Regions from separate parts of the Homo sapiens genome. Here region 2 is linked to region 1. Evidence: read pairs that join two places in POLR2A ChIA-PET (ENCODE). Cell type or tissue: GM12878. All regions are shown on one strand. Each heading gives the region's core, and the rest is flanking DNA. Links, peaks and the distances in the headings are about the cores only.

The links. Peaks named below come from ENCODE experiments on the same cell type or tissue, not always from the same donor. Only the 100,000 strongest peaks of a DNase experiment are listed, where the experiment ranks them.
Region 2: POLR2A ChIA-PET joins it to region 1 with 5 read pairs; 3 of 35 experiments call an interaction of 5 or more read pairs at or near these places.

What each region holds. Positions count from the first base shown.
Region 1 is chrX:10,080,566-10,086,276 of GRCh38, forward strand. The region is part of intron 6 of WWC3 (WWC family member 3); the gene reads left to right. Among named protein-coding and RNA genes, the nearest start is that of WWC3, 68 kb to the left of the region's middle. RefSeq lists an enhancer at 2,321-2,821. In GM12878, for the core only: no CTCF peak of the experiment used is centred there; a DNase peak (open chromatin) is centred at 2,476; H3K27ac peaks cover 1,604 bases.
Region 2 is chrX:10,173,759-10,179,310 of GRCh38, forward strand. All of the region lies in intron 2 of CLCN4 (chloride voltage-gated channel 4), which reads left to right. Among named protein-coding and RNA genes, the nearest start is that of CLCN4, 20 kb to the left of the region's middle. RefSeq lists an enhancer at 87-1,063. In GM12878, for the core only: no CTCF peak of the experiment used is centred there; no DNase peak of the experiment used is centred there; H3K27me3 peaks cover 173 bases.

The sequences.
Region 1 (5,711 bases), core at 591-4,590:
GGCGACAGAGCGAGACTGTCTCTCAAAAACAAACAAACAAACAAAAACACAAAGAATGTTGTCTTTACTCTTTACCCGCTAGATGCCAGTAGCACCTTCCACCTGTATTGTGACAACCAATAATGTTTCTAGACATTGCCAAGTGTCCCCTAAAGTACACATTTGCTCCCAGTGGAGAACCACCGTGCTGGTGGCTACTGTATTGAACACCATAGGTGACAGATTTCCATCATCACGGAAAGCTCCTTTGGACATTCCAGTCTGTAGGTCTTCCTCCTGTTCTCATTTTTACAATAAGAACGTTATCCCTACTAAGAGATTGGGGATGAATTGTTTACAATTAGTGAGCTGTATCGAGTCTGCAGGTTTCATGAACTAAAGGTGGTGTTTGAGAAATGGTGCTGGTGTGGGTCTGAAGGTTTGCTGAGCCGTTCTCTCCATTCACTGGCTTTCCTTGCTGAACTTGCGCATGTGCCGCACGCCTTCTGCACCTACTTTTCTCATCTGCAAATGGTGATTGTTTTAGGCAGCTCGGGCTGCTATGACAAATACCATAGACTGGGTGACTTGAATAGCAGATATTTGTTTCTCACAGTTCTGGAGGCTGGAGGTCCAATATTTGGTTCCTGGTGAGGGCCCGATTCCTGATATGCAGATGACCATCTTGTCGCAGTTTCCTCTCATGGCTAAGAGAGCAAAAACTCTGTTCTCTCTTCCTTTTCCTAATCCCATCATGGGGTCCCACCCTGTGACCTCATCTAACCCTAATCACCTCCCAAAGGCCCCACCTTCAAATGCCATCACATTAGAGGGTAAGGCTGCAACATAAGAATTTGGAGGACACACAAACACACAGTCCATAACAGCAATCACTGTGCTCAGTTATACTGAGGACAGCACCAGCACCTGGTACATGCCCAGCCCGAAACAATTAGTCCAACTCTGTGTGGTTACTGTTACTGACGCAGGTGGGCACCATGTTGCCGTCTTTCATCCTGCATGCAGATGCATGAGGTGACACACGTGACTGCAGCACTGCTCTTTATGGGGAGGTAATAAAGGAATGTGAGGTACAGATGTAATTATCTACCATTACCCAGCTATGTGTTTGTGTGCATTTTGGATCTACAGTCAGAGCTTCCTTTTATTAACCCTAGTTAGTATTAGCACAGCTTCTTCTTTAGCTTTTTTTTTTTTTTTTTTTAAGACAGAGTCTTGCTCTCGTCGCCCAGGCTGGAGTGCAGTGGTGTGATCTTGGCTCACTGCAACCTCCCCCTCCCAGGTTCAAGTGATTCTCGTGCCTCAGTCTCCCCAGTAACTGGGATTACAGGTGCCCGCCACCACGCCTGGCTAATTTTTGTATTTTAGTAGAGATGGGGTTTTGCCACATTTGCCAGGCTGGTTTCCAACTCCTGACCTCAGGCGATCTGCCCGCCTCGGCCTCCCAGAGTGCTGGGATTACAGGCATGAGCCACCGTTCCCGGCCTCTTCTTTAGTTTTGTCTTAAGCAAATCAAGCTTCTTTTCCAACTAACCGGCTGCTGGTTTTGTCATTCATGCGGTGCATAGGCCAGAGTGCTTTCCAAATGCACCGACGTGTGTTTTGTCCTTTTAGCCCCCCACTCCAGCCAGCCTCCAGATACTCCAACACCTCCTCAGATGCGACTGTGTGTGCTGTGGCAGTGTCATCCTGTGTCACTTTGGCTAAGGTGGTGGATAAAGAATAAGCAGAAACAAATCATTTGATTTGTGACAGGTCACCAAAAGTTATTAGGACTACCTAGTTGGATTTGAGGTGAATTTTCTACCTTCATTAGGCCACACTGTAGCTGTCTCTCATTGTGATACAGTGTCTCTGGACAATATGTAGTTGTTTGTTTTTTTTTGGTTTTTTTTTGAGATGGGGAGTCTTTGTCACCCAGGCTGGAGTGCAGTGGTGCAATCTTGGCTCGCTGTAACCTCCATTTCCTGGGTTCAAGCAGTTCTCCTGTCTTAGCCTCCCAAGTAGCTGGGATTACAGGCACACGCCACCATGCCCAGCTAATTTTTATATTTTTAGTAGAGACCGGGTTTCACCATGTTGGTCAGGCTGGTCTCGAACTCCTGACCTCAGGTGATCCGCCTGCCTCAGCCTCCCAAAGTGCTGGGATTACAGGCATGAGCCACCACGCCCGGCCCAGTAGGTGGTTTTAATGTTAGTCATTGTGTGTGCCGGAGGTTGCAGTTAATGTCATTCTCATTTGCAGCTCTGAGGAAGGTGACTGGGGTTCAGGAAGAGTCTGAGTTTGCTCAGGATCCCTGAGCATCAGCAGGGAGCCACGTCTGGCACTTCCCTCATGGCCATGGTTTCTGTAGTGGGTTGCTGGGCTCAGCGCCCGTTGCTTTGCCTTGGCTCCATCGTTCTGGTGAACTCCATTTCCTTATTTGAAGACAAAGGCCATATAGCAGTGTCAGCTGTAGATGGACTGATTTAGAAACTGAAACGTACTGCTGACTGAGAAAACCCCCTTCTCCTTAGCATGGCTAGGATGTGAATTCATCTTTTGTAGTTGCAGTGGTTTCAAGAATAGGAAAAGGCAGCCTCTGTTTCCCTAGGGGCATTAGACAGAGAAGCAGGAGCCAGAATAACGAGAATTTTAACTTAACACCTGCGGCCAAAACGGAGCGCAAGTTGTGCTCCTGGAAGAGAGGCGGGCCAGTGCTGTTTGGATTGTCTTTCTGCTTTCATTATCAAGATCCCACGCTTGGGAACAGCAATTGTAAACTTGCCACTTGCCAAGGGGAGGCTCCTCCTGTCTGCCTGAGCTCATGAGAATACCCGCCCTCCCCCTGGAGGCCAAGGAGTGGCCTGGGGAAGGCTCTGGACCTGGCCTTGGTCCTGAGGGGCCCACCCCACCTCATGCCTGACCAGGGGCAAGTTAGCTTTCAGGAGGGAGCTGCCCAGAGCTGTTGTTTAATGGGCACGTTGCCTTGGCTCTGTCTGACGCTGCGTTGTTACTGTGCATGTTTACTTTATTCTGGGACAGACACAGCCTCACAGGAAGAAGAGAAAACCCAGGCACCCGTGCCACTCTTAAAATATTTTTGTAAGTGGAAGATAATCTGGTAGCCTTTCTCTGAGTTCCACAGCTTATGAGATGAAAACAGCCTCATTATTTTTCTGGTATTGAACATTGGGTGTTTAGGTTTGGATTGAATCATGCAAATGTATATTTTTTTAATTGAGAAATTTTAGAAGGCCTTTTCAAGCATTGAAAATGTGATTACCCCATCTCTACTGGGAAATCCTGACTATACGTACAGATAGCAGGTGAGCTGTTATACCTAAACATGAAGCATCTCTGATTTTATCACCAACATTGCTTAAGGCAGTGGCCTGAGATTTTCCTCCAGAAAATTTCCTGCTGTTCTTGCTTCCCAGAATATCCAGTGTATTCTTTTCCAGAGCACCTCACTAGGAGTTTGGCTGCTTATAACATTTTAAGCTTGCCTTGTTTATCTTGGTGAATTTCCTGGCTAGCAAGGAAATTCATCATTACACTTGGGTCCAAGTAAGGAAAAAAGAACCTTTTGTATTTTACTTTAAATCTATATATGTTGTTGATTGTTGTAGAGAGGAATTGGCCACAGATATGTTCGCTGGGTTAATGATAGAATATGTACACAGATGTGTGTTTTATGTGTATCTATGTGAAGTGTACACATGTAAGCTTTTAATGATGGAAAATATCAAACACAAAAGCAGAGAGAATAGTATACTGAAACCTTCCTGTACCCCTCACCCCATTTAACCTGCACAATTGCCAATCTTGTTTCGGTGGTGACCCCACCCCATCTGCTAAGCTCTCACGGCCTTATTGAAGCAAATGCCAGAATCCCATTTAATCCATAAATATGTCTCCTAAAGTTATGGACTCCTTTTGAAAATAACTCTAATCCCTGTACCCCATTTACTAGGCATCTTGTGTCCAGTGAGCTCTTGCATTTCTTCAGGTGTTTGGGTCCAGTTTGGGCCACAGAGTGCCTTTGGTTGATGTGTCTCTTACGTCTTTTCTTTTCTACTCTCCCTCCTTTTTTTCCCCTGACAGCTTATTTGTTGGAGAAAGTAATTTGGTTGTCCTATAGAATTTCCCTAATGTTGGGTTTTGCTGCTGAAATTCACATGATGTCATTGAACGTGTTCCTCTGTCTCTTGTTATTTATGCAAATGGGCGTAATAGTTTGAGAGGCTTGATCTGATTCAAGTTGGATTTCTTTTCTTTTTTTAGTAAGAATGTTTTTAGGTGGTGGTGTTACTTCCATCAGGAGGCACCACTCTGTGCTTGTTTCTTTTTGCGGTGTGAAGATGATCAGTAGGTTCTGGCCTTGTTAGCCCAATGCTTTGATTTATATTAATAACATTTCTTGTCAGCTTTTTACCTAAGTTATGGATGTGTATCTTCCAGGATAAGTTCCTGAAAGCGGGCTTGGTAGGTTAAAGGGTGAATGTATTTGTTGTATTATAGGTTGTATTTCTTATCTGAAATGCTTAGGACCAGAAGTGTTTTGAATTTCAGTTTTTTTTTTTTTTTTTTTTTTTTTTTTTTTTTTTTTGGTTTGGAATATTTGCATTATACTTACTGGTTCAATATCCCTCATCCAAAAATCTGAAACCTGAAATGCTTCACTGGTCATTTTCTTTGGGTGTCATGTCAATGCTTAAAAAGTTTCAGATTTTGAAGCACTTTGGATTTCAGATTTTCAGATTAGGGATACTCAGCTTGTATTAGATATGGCCAAATTCCTTTGCTGAGGGGTTGCACCATTTTGCCTTCCTACCACTAACATATGAGTGTTCTCGTTTCCTGTGACTTTGCCAACAGGATGTGTTGATAAGCATTTGCATTTTTGCCAGTCTCATAGGTGAGAGATAGTATCTCAGTGTAGTTTCAATTTGCATTTTTCTTGAGGCCTTTTATAAAAGTCTTCAGAAAATAGGAGCACCATTTACAATGACTAATTAAAGTTTAGAGAAAAATTGAGCTTTTCCAGTGAAAGGTCCCCTGGACTCTGTTGCCCTAAAGTTTCTGAAACGTTTTGGAAAAATTACCTTACTGTAACTTACTACTAGTGTCCAGAGGCAAAGGGAAGACTCAGGACCAGGACACGTGCAATGTTTCCCAACTGGGTGATGTGCGTGAACGGACCAAGTGCACCAACAGATGTGGGCAAATTCCCCTCTCCAGCTCCTGCCTGGAGCTCTAGAATGTACCTTGTGTTAGATTTTTTTTTTTTTTTTTTTTTTTTGAGATGGAGTCTCACTCTGTGGCCCAGGCTGGAGTGCAGTGGCACGATCTTGGCTCACTGCAACCTCTGCCTCCCGGGTTCAAGCGATTCTCATGCCTCAGCCTCCTGAGTAGCTAGGACTACAGGTGCACACCACCATGCCCAGCTAATTTTTATATTTTTTTAGTAGAGACGGGGTTTCACCATGTTGCCCAGGCTGGTCTCGAACTTCTGGACTCAAGCCATCTGCCCGTCTCGGCCTCCCACAGTGCTGAGATTACAGGCGTGAGCCACTGCACCCGGCCCCTTATGTTAGATTCTGAGTGGTCCTGCAGCTGGGAAGCTCATTTAACATTGCCCTTCCCTGAGTTTCCTGCTCGTGTTATTAGAGCCTTTTCCTGCCATGATACCTATAATGTCCCTGAGCACTGGCTTGATGGCAGAAGA
Region 2 (5,552 bases), core at 903-4,902, 94 kb after region 1:
TGCGCATGTGCATTGTCATATGAGAAGCGCTGGTCTAGGTGACGTAAGCTGGGAAAGAAACCCAGGGAATCTGCTGGAATGTAGGGAGCCTGGGCTCAGGAACTGGAAGGCGTCTGTCTGGGTCTCTGGCTTGTTTGTTTTCTAGCTGTCTCAACTTGCCACTGTGGTCATTTGGGGCTAGATCACTCTTCTCTGTGCGGGTCGTCCTGTGCATTTAGGACGCTGGGCAGCATCTCTGGCTTTTACCCACATCATGCCATAGCAATCCCCCTCCCCAGAGGTGATAACCAAGAATGTCTCCAGGCATTGTCAAGCATCCCCTGGGGGCAGAATGGTCTCTAGGGGACACTTTGGTGTCTGCCTCTGGCCTCATTCCCTCCCGCCATACACCCTTGGTAGGGTTGGTGGTTCCAAGTTAGCCACTACCGTGGAAAGAGAGACTTCCTTTCTCCCCCTCGTCCATGTGTGCGGCCCTGCATGGGTCCCACGCTCATCCCCATAGCCGGTCATTGTGCCTGGTGGTCGGGGCACTGTCATTGGCCAGATTGGGTTCTGTGCCACATCTGGGGCCAGGGGCCAGCTTTGTTAGCAATTGAAGGAGACTGGGAGAGTTCTGATGGAGGCACAAATGGCTATTTTGGACCACTCTAGCAGCCCTTTACGGACCCAAGTCCTCCGCTGACCCTTCACCCAATAACAAGCTCATTTAGCAAATATCTGTTATGTGGCAACGAACAGCTGGGCCCTGTTCCAGGGCGGGCATTTTATAAACAGTCTTCAGGACCATCCTAGGAGGTGGTCTTGTTAGCCCATATTGCAGGTGAGCAGACTGCAGCTCAGCAGGGCTGGTGACACCCATGGCAACCTGCGGAGCCCAGTTGCTCCCTAATTCCCCCCACCCTGTGCCCTGCTGTCAGCCCTACCTTTCTGTCACCCCCTTGAGCTCTTCCTCCCCTCCAGGCTGCCCTACACTGCCATATAGCTGGACGAATTGTAAAAGGAACACTGTGTCATCATGCCTCTGCTCAAGTCAGGAAAGACTGTTGCTGCTGTCATCTTTTGTCCCCTCCCCAGTCCCCTCACCTCCCTGCCCCTCAGAATACTCTCCTGACTTCTATTGTGTTTACGTCTCTACTTTTCATTGTAGATTTACCAAAGAATTCTGGTTCCTGAGCTTTGTTAATTTACTTCTGCCCGTTTTTGAACATGATGTAAACGGGATCACACAGAGTGTTTGGATGCATCCGGATTCTTTTGCTCTGTATTCTGTGTTTACTCATTGCAAGCATACTTTGGGAAGTGCTTGAGTCAAAGGGTGGGTAGATGAGAAGCCACTGAAGGTGACAGAGGAATGGCCGTGGGTCAGAGAGGGAATTACCTTGGCATTACTTGGGCAGAGCTGGAGTGGTGGGCTACGCAGTTAGGAGGTTGCGGTGACCTGGGTAGGAGCTCCAGCTTAGGGTCTGAAGGCCGTGGGGAGGATGGCAGGTGAGGCGTGGTAGGTTTGGGAGGGTTGTCCTGCCTTCTCTTTCTGACGAGGTAGGAGTTACAGGTTGGAGGAGATGGAAAAAGGGGGAAGCATTCCTCATACAGGCTTGTTGGACCAGCAGGAGCTGAACCAGCAGTCGTCTTGGGTTGCAGTGAAGCCCCCTCTGAGACTAGGGGCTCCCAGCACCAAGGAACTGGCAGCCAGCAGCCAGCAGCCACTGAGGCCAGCACCTCTCGTAATCCACAAGGTTGGAAGAAAAGCAGCTCGGTAAAGGCTGCTTGTGATGAGTCACTGGGGCTCCTGGAAAATCTGTAAGAAATGAAGCTTTTGAGATGTTTATTTTTAGCTGCCGTCTGACCATGGCCTGTCTCTGAACTTGATGTTCTTGGGCCCTCTCCTCTGGCTGTGTGTTCTAGAATTTCTGTTGTGTCCTATGCTTTTCATGGTGTCATGTGAACACTACAGGTAACTGTGATGATCTTGAACACTTTGTTAGCGCTATGGTATGATCATATTTTTATTCATGAGCCGAGGCACCCGGAATCTTGAAGCATTCGGATCACTAATTACTTGGAGAAACTTTTCTGATTGTAGGATCTCACAGAAACCTCTCTCTCTCTCTCTCCCACCCTCTCTCTCTCTTTCTCTCTCTCTCTCCCTCCCTCCCTCTCTCTCTCTCTCCCCCTCCCTCCCTCTCCCTCTCTCTCTCTCTCTCTCTCTCTCTGTGTGTGTGTGTATGTGTGTAATAGGAACTCATCTTTATTTTCCCAAAGCTTTAAGGTTGAAATGTTGATGGTGACATCCTTTAGTTGCATTGTTGGGTTTCTGGAAACTCATTCCTTCCCTTAAATAATCCTAAGGGGAATGACTGTGGCCACTTGTCTTTATATTATACTTGTCCCCGTGGGTCACGATTATTTGTTTGCTGGGTTTTGTTGGGAGGTGAGGGCCGCAAATGTGCTGGTAGCTCTGGTGCCTTGGACAGTGGCCTGGCAGGTAGCAGATGCCCAATAAACACCCATGGTGTAAAGCAGGGGCCGGCAAAGCACAGCCTGCAGGCCAGATCCAGCCTGTTCCTGTTTTTGTAAATAAAGTGTTGTCAGCAGGCAGCCACATCCCTTCATTTCCATATTGTCCGTGGCTGCTCTGCTGTACAATGGCACAGTCCAGTAATCGCAATGGAGACTATATGGCATATGGCCCGCGAAGCTGAAAAGATTTCCCACCTGGACCTTTCTCAGAAACATTTGCAAACTCCTATCAGTTAAGTTACTACGAGGAAACAGGAAGGAGCAAGGGGCAGGAACAGCTTGTGGGAGAGGCTCATGAGAGCCGGAGGTGGTTTTAGTAGCAGTTTCTACCCTGCCCACGCTGGCAGGGGACCCTGCCGGGACTTGCCTCTAGGGTGGCCTTCCTTGCTTGTTGGAGACTCTTAATCTTTTAATCTGAGTTATGACTTTCCGTTCCATCTGTCCAAGTCATCTGGGGATTAGCTAATAGAGCAAGTTGGCAAATAATCTGACATGGTCTGATTTGGGAGGGGAATACTGGCATAAACATTGGCAGGTACTGTGGCACCTGGCCACTGCTGGGCAGAGGACAGAGGGAACAGGTGGAAGGGCTTCAACCACAGCGTTTTATGGACGGTGTAAATACTGATGGCAGCACAAAGTGTAATGGCTCCAGATGGGAAATCACCCAAGTGTCACCCGCAGTAGAATGGATAACTACATTGGGGCTGATTCCTCAGTCAAATACTGTGAAACAGGAGTCGGCCAAGTTCGTGATCCTGTGGGCCAACTCCAGCTCACTGCCTGCTTTCGTACAGCTTATGAGCTAAGAATGGTTTTTGCATTTTTATATGGTTGAGAAAAAACCAAAAGAATAATATTTTGCCACACATGAAGATGATATGGAATTCATATTTCAGTGTCCGCGAATAAAGTTTTATTGAAACACAGCACCAGGCATTGATGTGTCTATGGTCTCTGGCTGCTTTGCAATGACAGCGGTGGAGCTGAGTCGTCTAGACAGAGACTGCATGGCCCAGAAATCTTCAAATATTTACTCTCTGGCCCTTCACAGAAAAAGTTTGGTGGCCCCTGTTACAGTGCAAAGAGAATGAACAGATAGTTACACTGAACAACATGGGTAGATCTTGCAACATAATATAGAATGAAAGAAGCTGGAAACAAGATTTCATTTCTTTAAAGTTCAGAAGCAGGCAACAGTAATCTATAGTGTGAGGGTTGGGATAGTGGTTACCCTTTGGGGTGGGTCAGGGACTAGCGGGGGCTTGAAGTGGTGTCTAGGGGCTGGTCATGTTTCGTCCCATGATCTGAGCACTCCATACATGGGTGAGTTCCCTTTGTGAAAATGTGTGGAGCTGTTCATCTATGATTTTTGCATTTTACGAATACATGTTTACTTCAATAAAAAGCTTACTCAAGAAAAGTGATTTCAGTCTGGCAGCTCCTCAGAAGGTTAAACAGAGTTCCCATCTGACCCAGCAATCCACTCCTGGGCATATACCCAAGAGAAATGAAAACATATGTCCATGCAAAGACTTGTACACAGATGTTCCTAACAGCCTTATTCATAATAGCCCAAAAGTAGAAACAACCCAAATGGCCGTCAGCTGATGAGTGGATAAACAAAATGTGATACAGCCACACAATGGAATCTTATTCAGCAATAAATAAAAAGGGGTGAAGCACTGATACGCACCACAGCCTGGATGACCCTTGAAAGCATTATGCTAGGTGGAAGAAGCCAGATGCAAGAGGCCACATACTGCATGATTCCACTTACTGCATGATTCCACTTATACGAAATGTCCAGAATAGGCAAACGCATAGGATGGAAAGTATATTAGTGGCTGCCTAGGCTGGGAGAAGGAAGTGATTGCTAATGGGTAGGGGGTCATTTTTAGGGGGGTGAAAATGTTCTGGAATTGGATAGTGGTGATGATTGGACAGCCTTGTGAATTTCCTGTAAACCACTGAATTGTACACTTTAAAAGAGTACATCTTATGGTATGTGAATTACCTCTTTAAAAATGCTGTAAGAGATTGCTGCTACAGACCTGTGTGTATCTGTACAAGTCAGAAGGAAAAGGTCTCAAGGTGACAGCCACCTCATCCATTCTTCCTGCTACTCCTCCAAATGCAGATATCTTGAAAGTTGACAGGCAGGGGGAATGCCTGACTTCCCCCAGGTAATCCAGACTCTTCCTCTAGATCCAAGCCAGTTGAGTAGCACAGAGCAGTTTCTAGAATGTAGCTAACATGGGCATGTTAATTTTGCTACTTTTGTTTACTAAAACTGCAGTTCTCAGAAAAACAGGATAAACTAAAAGATCCTAGATAACTTGCTTCCTGGACTTTTCCTGTGATTATGCCTGACTTCGCCCCCATTTTCCTGATGTCTGTTTTCCTTTGGTCTGATTGGAGAGGAATGGGAATCTATGTAGTAGCCACTGGGGCCCATTCCCATAGCTGAGCCTGGGCTGTCGGCTCCTTGCTGGTTCCTCCAAGACTTCATTGCTTCACAGCCAATGAAATGGAGCAGTAAAAAAACAAACAAAAAACAACAAAAACAAAACAAAAAACAAAACAAAAACATTAAAAAAGACTTCACTGCTTACCTGTAGGTTGCTTTTTATATATAGTTCTCAATCTCTTCTGAATTAAACTTCTTGGTCCCCACTTCTAGATGTTAAGGGCCATAATGGTTGCAAATATTGTGATAACTTTTGAGAGGATCCCTTTTGAGGGTGCGAGATGACTACCCAGAGGATCTGAAGGTTTTCATTTTGCTGACACTGAAGAGTGTATTTCTTAGGATTTTCTGCTCTGTAATGACAGATAATCACAGCTGGCAGTGAAGATAGCGCTGAACTTTCTGTAAAGTCCCAGCCCTAAACATTATCTGTGGCAGAGACAAACAGTTTTAATTAATGACAAAAGGTTTGCTTGTCCCTGCGAGGGTGAAAGGGGCCGGTGCTGTTTCATTCCCTGTGCCATGTACTGGGCTGAAGGGGCAGGGGAGGGAGCATCCCAGG